Linked DNA regions of Mus musculus: region 1 is linked to region 2. Evidence: chromatin loops called from intact Hi-C (ENCODE). Cell type or tissue: left cerebral cortex. All regions are shown on one strand. Each heading gives the region's core, and the rest is flanking DNA. Links, peaks and the distances in the headings are about the cores only.

Region 1 (5,000 bases), core at 1-5,000, 150 kb before region 2:
CTCGGGACATCCTCAGACATAATGTCCACGATGCTCCCTCCCATGCAGGTTTTGGTGGGAGAACCCAGGCGTGTTCAGTAAACAGCAGAGACAGGCCTTGGCCAGCATCTCCTTGCCCCGTATCATCTGTGACAACACTGGCATCACCACCGTGTCGAAGAACAACATCTTCATGTCCAACACATACCCCCGAGACTTTGTCAGCTGTAACACCCTTCCTAAACTGAACCTGACTTCCTGGAAGGAGACCTAGAGGTTGGGTAAGGGCTTGGCACACTGAAGGGTATACCTGGTTGGCTAGTGGGAATCACAGAGAACTCTCTTCCCTGGGTGAATCCATCTTTGTGGATATTGTGGGTGACAGTGGGGGGTGGGGGGAAATGACTGGACATTCACTTGTGAGTGCACAAGTATATTTGCATATACACTTGTGCACATCTATATATATGCAACATACATAAACTAGTATTTCATGTGTGTCTGGTCTGTGAGCATGGGCAATGTTTGATGTGCCTTGTGTGCCTGCCAATCACATGAGTCTGGGCTCACTGCTTACGACAATATTAGGAACGTGGGGACAGTGAGCAGACAGCCCGAGTTCAAGTCATCACCCTGTAGCACAGTACTGTGTGTGACTTTGGCCAAATTACTCTAAGGATAAATTCTCTTCCTTATAAATGAAATCAGCCACGGCTTGTTAGAGGGCCTATTGCCTCCTCCAACTCTCCACTCATGGAGCAGCTCCCATGTGCTAGGCACTGTGCTAGCCATGGGAAGCAGAAACAATAAAGATGAATACCAAAGATGAATGCCAAATCCTCGATCACCTTCTGGTTGGCAGAAACAAGGTGGTGGCCTCCGGAGGAGAGGATGCAGCTAGCAGCTGGGCTGTGTGGTTGTGATACAGTTCTGGGCCAGCTCTGCTTAACTGGCTATTTCTCCTTTTCCCTTACTCTCTTCTCTTGCTATTCACAGGAGTCTGCCGGGAGAAGGACGGAGGCCATTGGCCTTCCTGTGCTATTTGTACCTGAGGTTCACACTAATAAAACATGGTGGATGGGGATCTTGTTCTGTGTCTGTGATGGGGCTGCACCTTCAGTGGGAGGTCCCCTCTGGTGTGAGAACTTGAGCCAGTGTGGCCCGTATGTCTGTGTTTTCTAGGGTTATGATTGTTCTGGGGTGCACTCCTTTGGCTAGTCCACTTGTGTAGGGTAGCTAGCTCTTAGAAGCCTTGGGGCCAGGCCACGCTCAGCAGACCCTCACCTCTCATGTACCTCCTCTACCGCTCTGTGGAACGGAAATGTGGCCACTAAGCCCTGGCTTTTGCTCATTGTTCTGGCATATGTTGGCCGCATGCTCATTCTGTGTCAGTCTCTGGGAAGCAGAGGGGACAGAGTGCTAGCCAGTGAGACAGAAAGCTGAGGTCTGATGGGAAGGCTTTGCTGAGGGAATAGAGGCCTCTGTGTCTCTGCAGACTAGCACAGTGAGGCCCAGGGATCCTCAAGGGGGTAGATGCCTCCTTATTTCAGGTTTCCAGTGACCAGACCCCAGTGTCTGGGAAGGGGAAGGGTGTGCCTGGCCAGTAGTCTTGTCAGGAGCCAGTCCATAGTGAATTAACAGATTCTCTCTTCTCCTTTCCTATCTTCTCACTTATGAGAGGTGGGAACCCCTCTGGGAGCTGAAGGTAAGAGAATGGTGAGGTAAAGCCAGACCCTCACCGTGGAGCTGCAGGATTGGGACCTCTCACGATTACCTCACTGAAGGGGAGAGGGGTGCTCCCCGAGGCAGAGTCTCATCTGAGGCTGGTGGGGAGAGTTACAGAACTGCCCTAGACAATCGAGGAAATGATTTCCTGACTGGCCTTTACCTGTAAGGGTAATTTTGCCCCTGGTCATGTTGGTATTGAACCTAGGGCCTTGTATATGCTAGGCAAACACTCTACCACTGAGCTACATCTCCAGCCCCCCTTTTTCATTTTGAGACAAAGTTTTGCTAAGTTGGCCAGGCTGACCTTGAACTTGCTCTATAGCCCTGGTCAGTCTTGAACTTATGATTCTCCTGTACCATCCGGGCCTCAGACGGGTAAATTTAATTAATCAACTAGCTAACCAACTGATCATTTCATTAATTAGCTAATTAATTCCCGTAGTGTTAAGATTGAGCTCAGGGCCTTGTACATTGGAGGGTCTTTTCATTTTACTATTTATTTATTTTTAGATTTTTGTTTATGTGTATGGATATTTTGGCTGCAGTATCCCTATGTGCCAAATACATGCAGTACTCTCAGAGGCCAGAAGAGGGCATAGGATCCTCTGGGACAGTTGAGAGCAGCCTTGTGGGTGTTGGGAATTGAACCAGGGTTCCCTGGAAAAGTAGCCAGTGCTCTTAACCACTGGTCCATCTCTCCAGCCCCTGGAGTGTCTTTTTCTTTTCTCTTTTCCTTTTCCCTTCCCCTTTCCCTTCCCCTCCCTCTTTCTTTCTTTCTTTCTTTCTTTCTTTCTTTCTTTCTTTCTTTCTTTCTTTCTTTCTTAAGAATGTCAGTCAGGCCATGATAGTACAATCCAGCATGAAAAAGGCTGAAGTTATCTAAATTTAGGAGGATGGGACTACTCTAGGCTACATAATTGTTCAAGACTCACCTAAAATATAAAGTGAGACCCTATGAGACAAATTAAAGAATATATGAATACACATTGGACCACAGCCCAAGGAATGTTTTGAAACTGCCTCTTCATAAGCTTGAAGGGTTCCAAGAACTGTCCCAGAAGAATAAAGTGTTCTTGGAGGACTGAAGAAGAGATCAATTTTAGTTCTTGGGAAATCCAGGCTTGGTTACACATGGGACCCCAGAATAGTGTCACCCCAAGTTCATACTCTCACTGCTCTGTGGTATTATTCCCCTCGCCCTGCCACCCCCCACCCCACCCCCCACACCAGGAGTCCCTTGCCTCCTCCCTGCTCTTAGAATTCTTGAATCTCCCACTCGGTTACTCTTCTCCCTTGTCAGCCTGATTGATGCCCAGGACCTCTCAGCAATAAGACACAGCTGGATTATAAACCTCTCATTACTCACACGCAGCCGTTTCAAGGCCTGCCCCAGGAGGGGACAGCCTGATGTTTATTGAGCATTTCGTGTGTTGAACACCATGCTAAGTGCCACAAGTCGTACTCACAAGGCAGGCAGAGGTCTTTGACTCAGGATGCTTATGAGCTAGTCTTAGAGGACGGGAGGAAACATAAAGGTCAAAGGCCACAGCCTCAGCCAGTGCTCATTCAGGGAGAGGGTAGGCAGTGTCTGACAAGCTGGAAGGACATCTTAAGAAGCCTAAGTCTCGTCAGGCTGAGAGGGTGGTAACAGCTGAGTGGATGGGCTGGGAAGGCTGAGGCAGCCTTTGGCCTCGGTGTCCAACTTAAAAGGAGTAGGTCACTGGAACTGTTTGAAATGGCATCTCGGACCATGGACATGTTCGATGTAGGAAGCTGTGGGCAGCAGGTTCCTACTCCTTCACTGAGGCCCAGGGTGAGAGGTCCAGCTTATCAATTGAAGAGCAGTCCACAAAGCCATGGGGGTAGGCATTAGCCTGGAACGGGTTCAGTGGGACCTTGTCGATGCCAGTGTTGTCACAGACCAGGCGGGAGAAGGACATCTTCTGTAGAGACTCCCGTTGCTTCTCTGTGAAGACCCCGGGGTTCTCCCACCAGAACCTACAAGGACACAGCAGGGTCATTTTACACAGTCCAGTGGCTAGCTCTTCCCCACAATGCCAAAGGACATCCTTGGGAAAGGGAAAAGACCCCTTTATAGTGAGGTATGGAGTCAGACCTCATGAAGAATTTTGGGGACCCCTGCCTAAGGGAAAGGTTCCTCTTGCCACCATAATGGTTTCACTTGCCTGTCTCCATCTCGGATCCGCTGGAACTGCTGGCCCAGGAGACAGGTCAAGAGAGGTCCCACCCGACCCCTGTGGACCAGGGGTTCAGCGACGGCCCCTAGCCAGATATCAATGTTGCTCGGGGTTCCATAGAGGTCCATCAGCTTCTTGGCCAGCACCTCGTTTTTCATGACAGCACTCAGCTCCTCTAGTGTTTTTGGTTGGGACAGGCCACAGAAAGCTCTCCAGGAATTGTACCCTAGAGGAGGGAAGGTAAGGCTGGCTCATCTCAGGAACCTCTCACTTCGGTTTTCCCTTGGGGATATACGCCACCTCCAGCAGCTGGTTAAGTCTGGGAGTTTTAAGACAAGGAAAGTATAATGCGCTGCCTGTCATCTGTGGCACTTCAGTCTCAGGGTAAGACTCGAGGCTTACTGAAATGGAAACTTCTAGTTTCTTTGGAAAGTTTTGTCAAGTGATGTTTTGCTGGGGCACACAGGTGAAAGGCTATCTTGTTACAGAAAACATGTGAAAGAATGTTTTCCTGAAGCAGACTCGGGTGGAAGGATGTTTTGATATAGCAAACTCATGAAAGGACGCTTGATGAAGGAGTATGATATGACCCCACAGACAGTGGGAGACTGGCACAGAGCCTCGGTTTGGTTTGCTCCGCCTCGCTATTCTTCGCTAAAGACACACATGTAGCCGGGCAGTTTCTTCAGGATTGAACTACCGCTGCTGGTTCGTGCCTGGTGTCTGCCTGCCTAGAGGACTGATCTGAAGCTGCTCAATCATATTTGGTGTTTACTACAGGACCGAACTGCTGCCCAAGAAGTTCAAACTTGCCCCCCCAAAAACTATTGCAGGTCCACATCCCCCATATCCTAATAACTTTTATCTTGAAAAGTAGGCTAGAGGAAACATCGAACCCTTATTAAAAGTAGGTTGCAAAATTTTTATGCCTACAGCTTACTATGGGTTTCGCCACTCTTCCAAGCACCATACATACAAAGAAGAGCAAAGCTTTTAAAGCTTGCCTCCAGTCCTGTAACTAGTGTGATTGTTAATACTGATTGGCAATGTAACGAGATCTAGAAAGGCCTAAGAGGCAAATCTCTGGCCATGCTC
Region 2 (17,721 bases), core at 6,827-11,826:
TAAAAGTTGTGAGCAACACCTATGGACAAGTGGATAAGGATACAGCTGATATTGGTTCTAATGTGCACCATGCTAATATAATAAATCAAGTTGCAGCTAGAGAACTCTGATATCAAAATGCCTGGTGCTTCAGTTGTGGGAAGTATGGTCATTTGCAAAAAGACTGTGACCAAACTGCTAAAAGGACTCAGATCTCAAATGTCCAGTGCTTTAATTGTGGGAAATACAGTCATTTGCAACAAAATTGTGGACAAAGCAGTTCTAAGGACAGTGGTTGTTCTAAATATAAAACAGAAAGAAGGCCTAGGCTTCAAGGGGTGAACAGGCAACGTGGCAAGGGTTGCCATTGGACCAATGAGTTAGGTCCAAAAGGGATATCCAAGACAATTTCTTACCATTGGGAAATGACCTTGGGGGGAGCTGGCTCCGGCTCTGAACCAAAAAATTATTAGCCATTTCAGATAAGAGCAACTGAGAGACACTGGGTTATAGAAAAACCTGTGGAGTTAAATTGGCCTCTATACTATAAGGATGTGTTAACATCAGAATGGAAGCCAGCCAGTTTCTCACTGTGGACTCAAATTTGTTTCTATCTCCACAGGCAATGAAAAGCTGTGGATATGATCGAAACTGATAAAGATTAGAACTGAGCAGGAGACGTCTCCTGAAAACCTGGGCCACTGGCCTGAAAAGCCCTTATTCAGTGAAAATGTCTGTTTCTAATTAATGGCTTAAAACAGAAGAGGGGTATATAATGACAATTCTGGAATTTTTGTTTCTTTAAAAACAGAAATATAAGAATGTGTTTTCATGGGGCTGGTGAAATGGCTCAGCGGTTAAGAGTGCCGACTGCTCTTCCAAAGGTCCTGAGTTCAAATTCCAGCAACCACAACCATCTGTAACGAAATCTGATGCCCTCTTCTGGAGTGTCTGAAGACAGCTACAGTGTACTTACAAAAAATAAATAAATATTTTAAAAATTTTTTTTAAAAGAATGTGTTTTCATTTTACTCCCAGGTGTGTGGAAATGGGGCCCCTTCAGACTGACTGCATGAGGATTTGCCTCGTGCTCTATCAGAGGTGTGGTTTTGCTAGCTGCAGATATGATTGTGTGACCTTTGCAATTCTAGGAACTTTTCAGAGGGTAGATAAGTGCTAGGGCTCTGACAGGCAAGGTTGATGGTTGTTGGTCATTCAGGGGAATTGGATGCAGTTTGTTAGTATTTGTGCTCAAAGAAGAAACAAGAAGAAAGACATTGGATTCAGAGATCTCTATCTCTCTCCCCTTCTATCCTTCTTTCTTTCCTATCTAGTGATGGGGGTGAGACTGGGGGGATAACAGGTGGGAAAAAGAACCCACAAAGTAGCAAAGACCAGCCACAGATATCCCTCTGCCTCCCAAGTGCTAGGATTAAAGGTATATTCTTCCACATCTGAATAGAACTGAGAGTTTTACCCTAAACCCCAGGAACAGTAAGAGAAAAACATGAGCTCCAGACATGAAAGTCTACATAAGGGGAAAATAGAGAGATGTTCACCCAGGGCGGTGAGAGCAATCCCCACCACCACGACCACACATGCATGTGACAGGAGAGTACTACTGTGACTGGCTCCAAAACAGTAATAAAGCCTGCTAAAGTCAACCTTGTCTTTGTTATCAACTCTGTCTTTCTAAACCTGGAAACACCGGCAGTCATCTATGACACCATCATGAAACTAGCAACTGCCTCGGTTTGTACTTATTCTAAATTCCATTTTTAAGGAAAAAGCTCGAAGTGGGGCACCCAGGCTAGAAAAACAATATTATCTGGTAGAATTCAATAAGGAAGGCACATTTAAAAAGCAGTAAATCTACTTTGCAACATAAAAGTTAATGAAGAAGCTAAGGAAACACGAGCTTGCATGTAAACGCCCACATGAGGAGCAGTGCAGGATTGTTTGGAGTGTGCTCCCTTCTTTATACTGCAGCGTCTGCTGGGTTGTTCCTTTACTGGTGTTATTATATACACAAAGTCTAATGAAAGACAACTTTCTGTTTCTTTTTTTTGTATAGTTACTGTTGATTGTTTGGTTTCGTGACTTATTTCTAAAAATAAATATGTCATTTAGAGAAATGATTAAATACAAGCCAACCCTGGCATTTTATATATTTCCTTCTGCTGAATGAAAGCAGAGATAATAATGGTTGGAGCATGAGCGGCCTCCCTAAGTCCAGCCACTTGAGGAGGTGGAACTCTGCAGGGAGTAGACTGCGCTTACCCCACCTGCTGCTGCGGTGCTGTAAAGAAGCGCCAGGCACCACGGAGGAAGGGATGGAGGGACCGCAGTCTGAGATGTGGGAAAACATGAGCTGGTTAGGGGGTCCCCAGACCTGTAATGAGGCAGGGGCCATGGGGTTCTCAGACTCTGGGACATCCAGGCACTGCTGGGAGCAGAATCAGGGGCCCATGGGCTGGGGACAGCTTCTAGCCAGGGGCCCCGGGGGAAAAAAGGGGGGCTCTGTCTTGTCCTTAGCTTGACTTAGTGGCAGTTGTGGCTGGGAGCACAGAGAGGCCTTCTACAGGAGAATTAAACAGTAGCTCTATAGGCGAATGCCTTCTTCATGACTCCCCATGGTGGATCTTGATGAAAAGAGACAGTCCATGGTTCTAAACAGTTTATTGTCATGGTGGAAAATGTATGCGTAGTGTACCATACCCAACTTCTCAGGGTGGGCCTGAGATTAAATAACTTTCGCAGGGAGGAATATTGGCTAAGCTCCCCAGGCCTCTAGGTACCTCATTAGCATGGAGAACTCTGTTTTGAGCCTATATGACCATAGGACACCTTTCTTTTATGTGGCACACGTTCCTAGCCAGGAGTCTGGCAGGGATCTGGGAGTCATCTAAGCCTCAGGTGTGTGCCCACCAAGTCTCCAGGTCTCAACCTGCTCTACCTTACCAAACTTCCTGGCATGGTTTTACATCCCACAATACATGTGTTAGGGATGTGGCCCAGGCAAGTGTCTACAGTCTGAACTACCATAGCAGGGCACTGTCTGCCTCGAGACAGTGAACACAGGATGGTTTAGGAGGAGGAAAAGCTAACACATTCATGGGGACTAAGCATTGGGTTCCTAAGCAACAATTAGGGAAGAAATGAGAGCGGGGATTAAAAGCTATCACGAGACAAACAAAAACTGAAGCACAACGCAATAAAATTTAAGGTACAAATAATTAAAAGCAAAGAAATTCTAAGAGGAACGTAATGCCTACATTACTGAAGATTCCCAAGTAAACAGTGTCACTCTGGGAGGTCTATAGAAAGAACACTACCTAGGAGTCAGAAAGAGTTTTTGTTTTCTCCACAAGTTACAAAACTAAAGCTAGAAGCTGGAAGATCTTAGGGAGCCCCACCAAAGCCACCATATGATAATGGGGAAATCAGGGTCCCCTCTTGGGCTCTTAGTGTCATTAATGAGCACAGGGACAGAATCAAACAGAAGCTCAAGGACAGTTTTTTAGAGCTGAAAAGAAAAACTCCCAGGCAAACAAGCTATAAATCTCATGGCTGTGGAGAGCAGAAAAATGAAGATAAGCCAGCATGGAGCTTGGCCACAAGGCGGCACTCTGCCACATGACATGACAGGGAGGGAACGTGTAGCAGAAAAGGAGAGGAAGAGGAGGGGGAGGAGGGAGGAGGAAGAGGAGGAAGATGAAGAGGAGAAGGAGAAAAAGAAGGAAGAAGAAGAGGAAGAGGAGGAAGAGGAAGAGAAGAAAGAGGAGGAGCAGGATTGCTGGAGAAATGGTTTAGCAATTAAGAGCACTGGCTGCTTTTCCAGAGGACCCAGTTTCCATTCTCCACACCCATATGCCAGTTCACAGCTGTCTGTAACTCAGTCCAGGGGATCTGACATTCCAGCAGCACCAAACACAAAAAGTGGTGCATAGATTTATGGGCAGGCAAAACACCCGTACATATAAAAGAAAGTAAAGTTGAAAAGAAAAGAAAAGAAAAGAAAAGAAAAGAAAAGAAAAGAAAAGAAAAGAAAAGAAAAGAAAAGAAAAGAAAGAAGGAAGGAAGGAAGGAAGGAAGGAAGGAAGGAAGGAAGGAAGAAAGAAAGAAAGAAAGAAAGAAAGAAAGAAAGAAAGAAAGAAAGAAAGAAAGAAAGAAAGAAAGAGAGAGAGAAACCCGAAGCATCAGGGAATTTTAAATAGCATGTCCTTTGGCTACTTGTGACTTTAGCATAAGTAGAATGGGCTGAACTGGAACGTGATAAGGACAGTTGCATCCTAAGTGGGACCGGCGGCCACTGCAGCAGCAGTTGTAGCAGCAGCCTTGAGGGGCAGCAGGAGAATTCCGGACAGCAACAGGAGGCAGAAGTGATGGTGGAAGAGAAGTGGCAAAGCCGATGAAAGATGGCAGCAATAAGGAGGTGAGAAAAGGCGGTGTCTGGACTCCAGAAGGCGGGGCCAGTGGGTGACAGACTGTGGACCCTGGTTACTAGAAGAGGTCCCGGGAGCTTCCAAGCCTTGAAGTCAAGGATACCCACATACAAGTCTCAAAAATTGCTACCATGGCCGCTGTAAGGAGCAAAGGTCCGCCCCTAAGGCATCAGCACTCGAGGGCCAGGACTACTCACTTTAGAGGGCCCACTCCTTTACCTACTCATGATTTCCATCTGCATAGAGCAGATGACCCAATCAGCTCACTGGTAACTGAATTTCTCAACCCCGAATGCACAGGCAAGGAAAGAAAATATAGATAAATTGGGGGGGGGGGGGTGTGTGAAGAAATGGATCAGTGGTTAAGAGTGCTGGCTGCTCTTCAAAAGGACCTGGGTTTGATTCCTGGCATCCACACAGTGTGCATACATACATGCAAGCAAAACACCCATATACAGAAAATAATAACATTTTTAAAAAAGTAGACAAATGAAATTACACCAAATTAAGACACTTCTACACAAAAAGAAAAAAAAAAGATTATAAGTGAAAAACAGCCACAGAATGAAAATATTTACAAATCACACTTTAAGACAGGGGCTGAGCCGGGTGTTGTGGCACACGCCTTTAATCCCAGCATTCGGGAGGCAGAGGCAGGCAGATTTCTGAGTTCGAGGCCAGCCTGGTCTACAGAGTGAGTTCCAGGACAGCCAGGGCTATACAGAGAAACCCTGTCTTGGAAAAAAATATTTATATATAGAACTTCAAGCTGAGTGTGGTAGGACATGCCTAGAATTTCAGCACTTGTCTGTGTTAATAATTCAAGGATAGGGCCCCGAAAGGAATAGGAGCTTCACAGGAAGACCAACTGAGTACACTAACCTGAACCCTTGGGGCTCTCAGAGTCTGAACCACCAAGCAAAGAGCATACACAGGCTGGACCTAGGCCTCCCGACACATGTGTACCTGCAGCTTGACCTTCATGTGGGTCCCAAAGGAACAGAACAGGGACTATCCCAAAAGCTGTTGCCTGTATGTGAGATATGTTCTTCTAGCTGGGCTGCCTTGTCTGGCCTCAATGCTCCAGAGAGGAAGCACCCAGCCTCTCAGAGACTTGAAATGCTGGGATAGGGTTGGGGTGGCCCACATGCTCAGAGGTGGGGGGATGAGAGAAGGATTGTGGGAGGGGGAATGCGGGGAGGATTGTGGGAGAGGGGGTAAGGGAAGGATTGTGGGAAGGGGTGACCGGGAGTGGGGCAGTAAGGGGATGTAAAGTAAATAAGTAAAAAAATAAAATAAAGCCGGGCGTGGTGGCACACGCCTTTAATCCCAGCACTCGGGAGGCAGAGGCAGGTGGATATCTGAGTTCGAGGCCAGCCTGGTCTACAGAGTGAGTTCCAGGACAGCCAGGGCTACACAGAGAAACCCTGTCTCGAAAAACCAATCAATCAATCAATAAATCAATCAATCAATAAATCAATCAATCAATAAATAAGTAAAATTAAGTTAAATTAAAAAAAATCAAAGCTGGACAGTGGTGCCGCACTCCTTTAATCCCAGAACTTGGGAGGCAGAGGCAGGCAGATTTCTGAGTTCGAGGCCAGCCTGGTCTACAGAGTGAGTTCCAGGACAGCCAGGGCTATACAGAGAAACCCTGTCTCGGAAAAAAAAAAAAAAAATCAAGGCTATCGCCTCAGCTACACAACAAGTTTGAGGCCAGCCTGGGCTACATGAGATCCTGTTTCACAAAGCAAACAAGTAAAAAAATAAATAGGGGGCTGGAGAGATGGTTCAGTGGTTAAGAGCACTGACTACTCTTCCGAAGGTCCTGAGCTCAACTACATGGTGGCTCACAACCACCTGTAATGAGATCTGACGCCCTTTTCTGGTGTGTCTGAAGACAGCTACAGTGTACTTATTTACAATAATAAATACATCTTTGGGCCGGAGCAAGCAGGGACTGAGCAAGGGGGTGACTGGAGCGAGCAGAGGTCCTAAAATTCAATTCCCAACAACTACATGAAGGCTCACAACCATCTGTACAGCTACAGTGTACTCACATACATAAAATAAATAAATCCTTAAAGAAATAAATAGAATAAATAAAACTGTTTTTAAAACTTCAGTTGAAGTGACAGAAAGGTCAGTGAGTGCCAGAAGGCCATCTCAGGTGTGATCATGGGCGTGGTTACAGAAGGCCATCTCAGGTGTGATCATGGGCGTGGTTACAGAAGGCCATCTCAGGTGTGATCATGGGCGTGGTTACATGGCTGAAGACATGAAGTCAGAAAATTGTACACTGAATTAGTAAATTTTGTTGTAGATGAGTTTCCTTCACTACAGTTGATTTGTTTTAAATAAAGACTATTCTTTGGTTTCTCTTCAGATCATGTAAATCTTTCACCTTTTGAAAGTAAAAGCATGGCCAGAGATTAAAACATGAGTTTAGAAATTAAAGCCTCCAGCCCCACCAGGGCTTTAGGGTTCTCATTGCTTTTATGTAAGCACATGGGGAGCTCTTGGTACCCCATTTCTCCAGAGGAGGGAAAGGCAGCAAAGGGGAGTCATCTCACTCAGCTCTGCTTCAGCGTGAGGAGTGTGTGTATGGTGTGCAGTGTGTGCCTGTCTCAGTGTATGGTGTGTATGTGGTGTATAGTACTGTGTGTCTCTGGGGGGGGTATATGTGTATGGGGTGTAGTATGTGTGTGTCTATATGTGTTTGTAGGGTGTGTGATCTGTTGCATATCTGGAGTATAGTACGTATTAGTCTCTTTCAGACGTGTTGGGTGGTGTGCATTTAGTGCAGTATCTGTGTGCCTGTTTGTGTGGTGTGGGGGTATGGTGGGTGTAGTGTGTAGTATTTGTGTGTATGTGGGGTGTATGGTGTGTGGCGTGTATGATGTGTGATGTGTGTGTGTGTGTGTGTGTGTGTGTGGTGTAGAATGTGTGTTGTGTAATGTACTATGTGTGTATCTCTATGTGTGGTGTGTGTGTGTATGTAGTATGCAGTATGTGTATATCTGTGTGTAGTGTGTAATATATGTATGTTTCTGTGTATGATGCATGTATATGTGTGTGTCTCTGTACTGGCTGGTTTTGTGTGTCAACTTGACACAGCTGGAGTTATCACAGAGAAAGGAGCTTCAGTTGAGAAAATGCCTCCATGAGATCCAACTGTAAGGCATTTTCTCAATTAGTGATCAAGGGGAAAAGGCCCCTTGTTGGTGGGACCATCTCTGGGCTGGTAGTCTTGGGTCCTATAAGAGAGCAGGCTGAGCAAGCCAGGGGAAGCAAGCCAGTAGAGAACATCCCTCCATGGCCTCTGCATCAGCTCTTGCTTTCTGACCTGCTTGAGTTCCAGTCCTGACTTCCTTTGGTGATGAACAGCAATATGGAAGTGTAAGCTGAATAAACCGTTTCCTCCCCAACTTGCTTCTTGGTCAGGAATAGAAACCCTGACTAAGACAGTCTCTGTGTGATATATGTGTGTGTGTGTGTGTGTGTGTGTGTGTGTGTGTGTGTGTGTGGTGTGTGCATATGTGTGTCTATGTGGTGTGTGTAGTGTATGTATACACCTATATGACTGTATGGTGTGTGCATTGTGTGTGTGATGTGTGTAAGGTGTGTGCATGTACGTGTCTGTGTGGTTTGTGTAATGTTTATGTGTGTGTGTGTGGTATATATATTGTGCATGTGTGTGTCTGTATGATGTGTATTGTATTGTGAGATGTGAGTGTGTTATATATAGTATCTGTGTGTGGTTTATGCGTGTGTGTGTGTGTGCATGTGCTCACATGCATGTGCATCTATTTAGGTATATAAGCAGGGGAGGCCAGAGCACTGGGTGTGTTCGTCAAAAAGTGTCAACACTTTTTTGAAACAGGGTCTTTCATTGGCCAGCAAGCTCTCAGTATCCAGTTATAATTGCCTCAGAGATGAGATTACAAACATATACCACGATACCCAGCTTTTTTTAATGAGGATTCTGGGGAACTGAACCTAGGTTCTTGTGCTTGCAAGGCAAACACTCCAGCCTCTTGGATCTCTTTTTCTTCTGTTAGATTTGAATAAAATTAAGTTTCACTTGCATGTTTAGTAAAATGTGGAACAAGATCATTTGTATGCAGTCTTTTATTCTAATCCTGCCTGATAATAAAACTTACTCCTCCTGCACACACTCCACATAGCACACAAACAAAGAAATATACTTGAAATCATGTTGGCCAGACTCATTGTTTGTCTGATCTAAAATGTGATTTTTCTTCTAACACATGAGCTGTCTAGTAACCACACTGGCTGTGGGGCCAGTGGCAGTCACAAAATGGTTGTCACTACTGACACCTTCTGGCAAAATAGTGACAGTGCCAGCATCAAAACTATCTGGGCACCTTAAGTCCCAAGACAAATGTTGACGTCTTTTAAAAGAAGCTGCATTGTTGGTAGTCTTCATGCACAAATGAGCCTACTGTGTTCACACAGACACACAGAGAGAAATGAACACACACACATAGATGGCAAAAAGTGATTGAGAGCAGGCATGATGGCGCCGGTCTGTAATTCCAGTATCTAGGAGACTAGGGCAGGAGGATCACAGTGAGTGTGAGGCTAGCCTGGGCTACAAAGTGAGTTCAAGTCAACCAGAGTACAGAATTATACTTTGTTTCAAAAGAAAGTGAATCCAAAGAATTAAAGTCAAAATGGGAAGATGTTTCAGAACTGTAGCAACCAACTTTATTTTTATGCCTCCATATATGTAATGTGTTAGAAAAATGTATTTAGAGAAGTCAGAGGTCGCAGTTGCTAACCCCAATTGCCAACTTGAAGAGATCCAGAAACCACTTTGGTGATGGGCTTCTGGGTAAGCCTGTGGGGGTTATTTTAGGTTAACTGACATGTGAAGACACAGCTATTATATGTGGCACCATGCCCTGGGTTGGGATCCCGGAATGTACAAAAGAGAGAGAAATACAGTCCAAGCACTTGACTCTCTCTGTTTCCTGACTATAGATGTAACATGGCCAGCTCCCTCAAGCTCCTTCTGCCGTGACCTCTCCACCAGGATGGACTAAAACCATGAACTGTGTGAGACAAGATAAACCGTCCTCACTTAAGCTGTTGTTGTCATTGTCATGGTATTTTCTCACAGCAACAGGAAGACACTAAGATGCTGACTTGAGACTCTGGGACTTGACAGTGTGCCTCAGGGGCAGTGCTTAACACGTAAGATGTCCTGCGTTCCAACTTCAGTGCGGAAGAATGGATGGATGGGTGGGTGGGTGAGTGGATGGATTGATTTGGGTTACAACCCAAACCTAGAATTGATCAAATTTTGTATTTATGAGAAATAGTTTGGATAGTTTATTGCTCACTTCCTTAAACTTCTCAATATGGTTAATTTCTGTAATGAGTACAAAAGCATTATATTTAATGTTGCGTGTATATATATTATATATAATAGACTATATAATATATCTGGAAGATATAATTTTTATATGCCAATATACATACCATATTATGAATTTTCTATCTAGTATGGGCTCTTTGCTATTATAACTGATGCTTACATAGACCATTTGACATTTCTCTCTCAGCCTTATCCATACTCACCCACCTTAGCATAGCTTGCTGTAGGGATGATCTCTTGTGTACTGTGTGGAAGCATCACCTGTCAATAAAAAGATGGTGGCCAAAGAACTGACACAGGATTAGAAGATGGAATACCTGGGAGAGAGAAAGGAATTCTGGGAGATAGGCACAGAAAAATTTGCCACCCAGTCTCTGAGGAAATCAGACGTGTAAAACTAGGAGAGGTAACTAACCAGCCATGTGGCAGACATAGACTAGAAAATATGAGTTATATAAGTCATGAGCTAGTTGGGGAACAAGGCCAAGCTGTGGCTGAGGTATTTATTCATATATAAATAAACCTCTGGGTCATTATTTGGGAACTGGAACACGGATGGAAAAGCCCACAGTTATAGCTTGCCCCACGTATTTCTCCAGTTCTCAGATTTTCAGTATTTAGGGCCCAGCCTAGATTTTGGCAGTTCATTTCACAATGGAAATGGAGTTTTCTGGTACTATCTCGGGGATTTGCCTTTCTAACGCCTTCTATTTATTCTCTCTATCTCATCCCATCCATCCATCTCTCCTGCTTTTCTCGCTCTCTTCTTCCTTTCAGGGTCTCTGAAAGATAGAAGATATGAGCCGGTGCTCCTGCAGTAGAAAGTATAGTCTGTCCTAAAGAGAGAGGAGAGCAGTTCAGGACCACGGACAGTGACTCAGCTTTCAGTGACCATCTTGCAAACTAAACCCAGGGTCTTTCTCCAACTGTGGATGTTCGAATGAGAGCAGACCCCACAGGCTCGTATGTTTGAATACATGGCCTCCAGCTAGTGAAACTGTTTGTAAAGAATTTGGAAGTGTGGCCTTGCTTGTTGGAGGAGGTGTGTTGCTGGTTCCAGAAGCCTACACCAGACCAGTCTCTCTCTCTCTCTCTCTCTCTCTCTCTCTCTCTCTCTCTCTCTCTCTCTCTCTATCTGTGGATCAAGATATAAACTCTCATGCCTACCTGCCTGTATCCATGCTTCCTGTCATGATGATAATAGACTAATCCTCTGAAACTTTAAGAAAGCCCACAGTTACATGCTTTCTTTTATAAGTTTTGCCTTGGTCATGGTGTCTCTTCACAGCAATAAAACAGTAACTAAGACACAATTCTGTTAAGGTTTGGTCTTTTGCTATCTATTGTAAATCTAAGTGCAGGCCCCCAAGACCTGGTTGTCCCAGAGACAGAGAGTCTGCACGTACACCTTGGCCCCAAGTTATTTCTGATTGGTAAATAAAGATGTCAACAGCCAATAACTGGACAGAAGAGACATGGGGGTTTAGGTTTCCCAGGCTTGGGGGTCAGAGGGGGACCACGAGGAAGAAGGTAGGAGGAAGAAAGAGAAGCTGGCATGGATTAGGATTAAAGAAAATGTAGCCTTGTGAGCTGGCCAATTGGACTGAAGAGCAGCCCAGATGAAACATAGTAAATAATAACTTGGAGTTATGATAGGAAAGTAGATTATAATAGCATAGAGAGTAGATATCTGCCCAGATCTTGTGCTTTTTAAGGCTTATTGTAAATATAAAGGTTATGTGTGGTTTTTATCTGGGTACTAAATGGTCCAAGGCAGGGTAGAAATCCTGAGTCAGAATTAAAATTTTCACCTACACAATTCCAGATTATAAAATCCTCCCAGAAATATATCATGACAGTGGTACTCAAAAACACTCTGCAAATTAGTGCACTGACTAAAAGTTTATTCCAGTATCTGGATGTTGTGGCGAATGCCTTTAATTCCAGCACCTGGGAGACAGAGGCAGGTGAATTTCTGAGTTCGAGGCCAGCCTGGTCTACAGAGTGAGTTCTAGGACAGCCAGGGCTACACAGAGAAACTCTGTTTCGGAAAAACAAAACAAAACAAAACAAACAAAAAACAAAAAACAAACAAACAAAGTTTATCACAGCAAAAAGCAACAGCTGTGTGCTAAATGCATTCATCAAGTATCTGTCTGAACCCCTACCAAATGGCATGCAGGACTCTGTCAGACAATAATTATGCCAGCATTTGCTGGGGTTCCCTAGAGGAACAAAGCAGATGAAATGATTCTATATATATTAAAGAGAACTGATTAGAATGGCTAAAAGGCAGTGGTCCAGCTAGCCCAACATGACTGTCTCCTGACAGAAAGGCCAGGAATATGAGTCATTTGGTCCAGGAAGGCAGGATATCTCAGCTGGTATTCAGTTGGAATCCCCAAAAAGTATGTCCTAATGCCTCAGCAGCAGGATAGATGGATTTGCCAGCAAAAACGAGGCTGAGTAGGCAAAAAAGCAAAGTTTCTTTCTTTCTTCTGTCTCCTGCTATGTGAGCTGCCACCAGAAGATATAGCCCCGACATATGGTGAGTCTTTCCATCTCAAATTATCCAACCAAGAAAATCTCTCAGGTATGCCCAGATGCTTGGGTATTAGTTAATTATAGATGTGGTCAAGTTGACAAGCAAGATTAGCCATCACAGTGACCAAGCCCTCTGTTGTCCTCTGTGTGACTGCTGTCTTGTGGCAGTGAAAAACCCAGCTTCATGGCTTGCAGAAAGCAAAGGCTGATAAAGTTTAGAGCTTTTTTCCTGTTATAATTCTGGATAGCTTGTTGTCCGTCATCATTTTCTCCTTCCATGGCTTCCATCAGCTTTCCTACATCATCCTAAGACTTCAGAGAAACCAAGCAAAACCTTCCCTCCCCATATCCATTGCCAGTATATTGCATCTCACATTTCAGATAGGTATTTTTTAGATTCATTTTATTTTTACGCATGTGTGTCTGTACACCAGGTGCATGCCTAGTGCCTACAGGGGCCAGAAGAAGACATCTGATCCTCCCTGAAACTGGAGTTATAGCTACTATGCAGGAACTGGGAACCAAACCCAGGTCCTCTGTGAGAGCCACAAGTGCCCTTAACCACTGAGCCATCTCTCCAGCCCCTAGTTAAGATTTTATTCTGGGAGCTGGAGAGATGGCTCAGAGGTTAAGAGCACTGAAACTCCCAGCAACCACATGGTGGCTCATAACCATCCATAATGAGATCTGACACCCTCCTCTGGAGTGTCTGAAGACAGTGTACTTACATATAATAAATAAATAACTCTTTTTAAAAAAATATTTCATTCTGTGCATATCACCTGCCCCCAACTCTTACTTCCCACACACACACACACACACACGCATGCACACACGCGCGCGCACACACACACACACACACACACGCACACGCACACGCACGCGCACGCGCACGCGCACGCACACACACACAGCAGGCTGAGCAAGCCAGGGAGCAATCCCATAAGCAGCATTCCTCCATGGCCTCTGCTTCAGTTCCTGCCTCTAGGTTCCTGCCTTAGTTTCTCTCAAGGATGAACTTTAAAATGGAACATAAGCCAGGCATTGCTGGTGCATACCTTTAATCCCAGCACTCTGTCTCAGAACAACCACAACAGCACAGAGAAACCCTATCTTAAAAAAAACAAAACAACAACAAAAATGAAGTGTCAATTTTCTCATAGGAACAGAAAGCAAACCGGAGAGTAATAAAATTTGAGATCAAAGGAAGATCTATAAGCAAAAAGCAGTAAGAAACAGAGGTGCCCAAGGCTAGAGAGATGACTTGGAAATAAAGAGCATATATCGCCTTTGCAGAGGACCCAAGTTTAGTTCCGAGTTCCTGTGTCAGGTGACTTACAACCATCTATAGCTTCAGCTCTAGGGGATCCAACATATTCACCTGGCCTCTACAGGTTCTTATACTCACATACGCACACCATAGCACACACACATTAAAGCAAAGCATATTAGAATACTCTCTCCCTCCTGTCCCTCAGCCCAGTCACTTAGTTCCCGTCCTGAGTGATAGCAATACCGTTGCTTCTTGTGTGGTCTCTACTAAGATGCACTAAGCCCTCCTCTACAGAGATGGATGGCATCATCTGTGTCCCTGTGGTGGTTTGAATAGGTATGGCCCCCAAAGTCTCATATGTTTGAATGTTTGGCCCATAGAGAGTAGGACTATTAGGAGGTGTGGCCTTGGAGTGGGTGTGACTTTGTTGGAGGAAGTGTGTCACTGTGGAGGCGGGCTTTGAGGTCTCATACACTCAAGCTATGCCCAGTGTGCCACACAGTCTCCTGGGACCTACCAATCAAGATGTAGAACTCTCAGCTGCTTTTCCAGCACCATGTTTCCATCATGGAAATGTTTCTTGCCATGATAATAACGGACTAAACCTCTGAATGTGTAAGGCAGCCCCAATTATGTGGTTTTCTCTATAAGACTTGCCATGGTGGCCGGGCATGGTGGGACACGCCTTTAATCCCAGCACTCGGGAGGCAGAAGCAGGCGGATTTCTGAGTTTGAGGCCAGCCTGATCTACAAAGTGAGTTCCAGGACAGCCAAGGCTATACAGAGAAACCCTGTCTCGGAAAAAAACAAAAAAAACAAACAAAAAAAAACAAAAAACAAAAAAAACAACAACAAAAAAAGACTTGCCATGGACATGGTGTCTGTTCACAACAATAAAACCCTAAGGCAGTCCTTTTCTCTTCATCTATTTCAAACCCTTCCTAAACACTGTGTACAGTGGAGTAGACTGTACATATGTTCTCTAGCTTGTTAATCCAATGCAAACCCCCCCCCACCCCTGGAGGATTTTAATACTTTCCATCTTTGTAATGAAAAACTTGCTGTCCCTTATATAAAAGGTGAAGGCTTTGGACTAGGATCAACCAGGGTTCAAATTTGGCTTATTTGATCTCTGAAATGGCCTGTGTCTTGCTTTGTCTCCAGCGTCTCAGTGAACCAGTACAAATCTTTTTCAGAAACTATTTTCAGATTTGAGGCTAGTGCTTCCTCTGACTTCAGCTACATGCATGTGCATGTATGTATGTACACATATACACAGGGACCCACGAGCCTTTAGTGACAGGAAGTACTTGGGATGACCTGTTTGCTGTGACTTTCTGGTCAACACAGGCAGCTGAGGGGGCACGCACCTCCAGAGGAATATAGGAGACAGTGTTCCTTCCTTTGCCACCCCTATCAGCACTGGGCCGAGTGAGACAGAAGAGAAAAGCAGCCACTGAATGAGCACCTACATACCACATGGCAACGCCATGTTCAGGACAGGTACTCCAGGCTGCACTTACAGAGACCAGGAAGGGAATCCTCAATAAACTTAAGTGAGTTGCCCGAGACCAACCCAGTGAGTGTCTGCAGCAAGATTCTCAGCTTGGCTGATGAAGCATCTTGATGCTGAGAAAATGCTCAAAGTATCACCATCCCCAGACAATCATTAGAGAAGCAAAGCTCTTAAAAGCCATCTGCCACCCTACTCCCTGCCCGTCCCCTACTGGCCTCCTCTGAGGCCGTCCTAGAAAACCACCAGACCTGACCTCACGCCTTCCTTAGAAATCCATCATGTGCATTTTCAGGATGGATTACTTACATCATGTGAGTGACGGACAAGCTTGGAGTCCTCTGCTCCAGCCTCACCAGGCCAGGCCAGGCCAGACCCCCCCTTACCATCACTCAGGGTCCACGTTAAAGAGCCTTGTCATATCCACAGGACAGGTAGTTAGGCAACGCAGCACTGGCTCTTAACACAGCCACCTAGAAGGGACATCTGTCCATCTCACTCATTTCAGCAGTCAAATCAAGGAGCATGGTTCACCTATAGAGAGGTACGGCTGGAAGGAACAAGAATATTCAGTGTCAACACTTATGGTTGCCCCAGGGAGAGGGGTCGCTCCTCGCTGGCCCCTGGCCTGACTCTCCTTGCTGCTTGCCTCACCTCCCCTTCCCTGCTGCCCACTGAGGCACTTCACTTTTTTTTATTTTATTTATTTTATATATGTATTTATTTATTTTGCATTATTACCGCTCCCCAAAGTCATGAGGAGCACTCAAGGGAGCAGCAGAGTCTACGTAGTTTTGTGGGTCACTGAAGCTCACTTGTTGAGCACCAGTCTTGGGTTGATATTTCAAGGGGTCTTAGAGTCTTAGCTAGCGTTGTATTGCTGTGAAGAGATGCCATGACCTCAGCAACTCTTATAAAGTAAAACCCTGGTGTCTCCAACATCTTGGGGTCTCCAAAGCAATCCAGGCTTCAACCTTCACAGTTTCACACAACGGCCTCTCTAGACCTCCAGACGGGGACGCCGCTGACACATGCCTGGCCTCAGCAGCTCTCCTTAGTCACGGAGGGAGATTTCATAACCCTTTCTTCTGCCTTTTTTTTTTTTTAAAGATATATTTATTTATTTATTTAATGTAAGTACACTGTAGCTGTCTTCAGACACTCCAGAAGAGGGAGTCAGATCTCTTTACGGATGGTTTTGAGCCACCATGTGGTTGCTGGGATTTGAACTCAGGACCTTTGGAAGATCAGTCAGTGCTCTTACCGGCTGAGCCATCTCACCAGCCCCTTTCTTCTGCCTTTGACTCTAAAGCCAGAACCGCATGGCCCAAGCTGCCAAGTTCTGCTGCTTTCTGGACCTGGAACACGGCCTTTGTTCCTGTTACATAGTCACCAGCTTTCTGTTTTCTATGGTTTCCTTCACTGCCTAAGCATGGGTGTTCTGGAGTTCACTCTGCAGACTGGGCTGGCCTTGAACTTAAAGATCCTTCAGCCTCTGCCTTTAGAGTGCTGGGACTAAAAGCATGCACCACCTTGCCTGAACCTAAGCTAAGCTTTTCTTCAGTTCCTTCTCACAGGTTGGAAGCTTAGCTGGGTGGGGTCTTCCCCCAAAATCACGACCCTCCTTATTCCGTTTAATACCAGGCTTTTCTTTGGTCCGTTTATCTCCTTGAACACAGGACTTCGCTGCATTCCACTTCCCGGGGGCCCCTTTTCTCCTTAGATTGTACATTTTTAATCTTTTTTTGTTCAGTTGACTCCTTTTTATTATAGATCCTCATCAGAATGAGCACTGATAACCACATGACACAGTCAATACTTTGCTTTTTTGAGTTTTCCTCTGGTGATGCAATTAATCCAAAACTCTTCACTTAAGCCTCAGGCAGACTAAAAGGTGGACAAGGGTAGAAAGCAGCCACATTCTTTGCCAAAATATCACAGGAATAGTTTCTCAGCCACATATTAATATTCTTCCCCTCTGAAACCTCTCACACCAGGCTCCGGTAGTTCAAATCTCCATCAGCACCAGTATCTTCCATATTCCTGCTGGGATGGCCCAGTAAGCCCCGTTTAAAGCATTCCACTGCTTTCCTAGTCCAAAGTCCCAAAGTCCACATTCCTCCAAACAAACGCACTATCAAGCCTATCACAGCAATACCTCACTTCTAGAACCAATTTCTGCCTTTAAAAAAAAAAAAGATTTATTTATTTATTTATTTTACGTATGTGAGTACACTGTAGCTGTCTTCAGACAACACCAGAAGAGGACATCAGATCCCATTACAGATGGTTGTGAGCCACCATGTGGTTGCTGGGGATTGAACTCAGGACCTCTGGAAGAGCAGTCAGTGCTCTCAACCGCTGAGCCACCTCTCCAGCTCCTGAATTTCTGTCTTTTATTAGGTTTTATTGCTGTGATATTGCATAACCAGGGTAACTCTTATAAAATGAACCATGCCGTACACCTTTAATCCCAGCACTTGGGAGGCAGAGGCAGGCAGATTTCTGAGTTCAAGGCCAGCCTGGTCTACAGAGTGAGTTCCAGGATAGCCAGGGCTACACA

The links. Peaks named below come from ENCODE experiments on the same cell type or tissue, not always from the same donor. Only the 100,000 strongest peaks of a DNase experiment are listed, where the experiment ranks them.
Region 1: a loop joins it to region 2, with 3 times the contacts of the local background. A loop is called at or near these places in 4 of 42 quality-filtered maps.

The regions. Positions count from the first base shown.
Region 1 is chr11:87,803,350-87,808,349 of GRCm38, forward strand. Mpo (myeloperoxidase) reads left to right here. Exons shown (of 14, transcript NM_010824.2): 13 at 49-260; 14 at 976-1,063. The coding sequence ends at 253. It overlaps Lpo (lactoperoxidase), which reads right to left. Exons shown (of 13, transcript NM_080420.2): 12 at 3,894-4,131; 13 at 3,079-3,705. The coding sequence ends at 3,498. Among named protein-coding and RNA genes, the nearest start is that of Gm34064, 11 kb to the left of the region's middle. In left cerebral cortex, for the core only: a CTCF peak has its summit at 2,279 (motif pointing right); a DNase peak (open chromatin) is centred at 2,276.
Region 2 is chr11:87,946,585-87,964,305 of GRCm38, forward strand. No RefSeq gene overlaps it. Among named protein-coding and RNA genes, the nearest start is that of Dynll2, 32 kb to the right of the region's middle. In left cerebral cortex, for the core only: a CTCF peak has its summit at 8,773 (motif pointing left); a DNase peak (open chromatin) is centred at 8,758.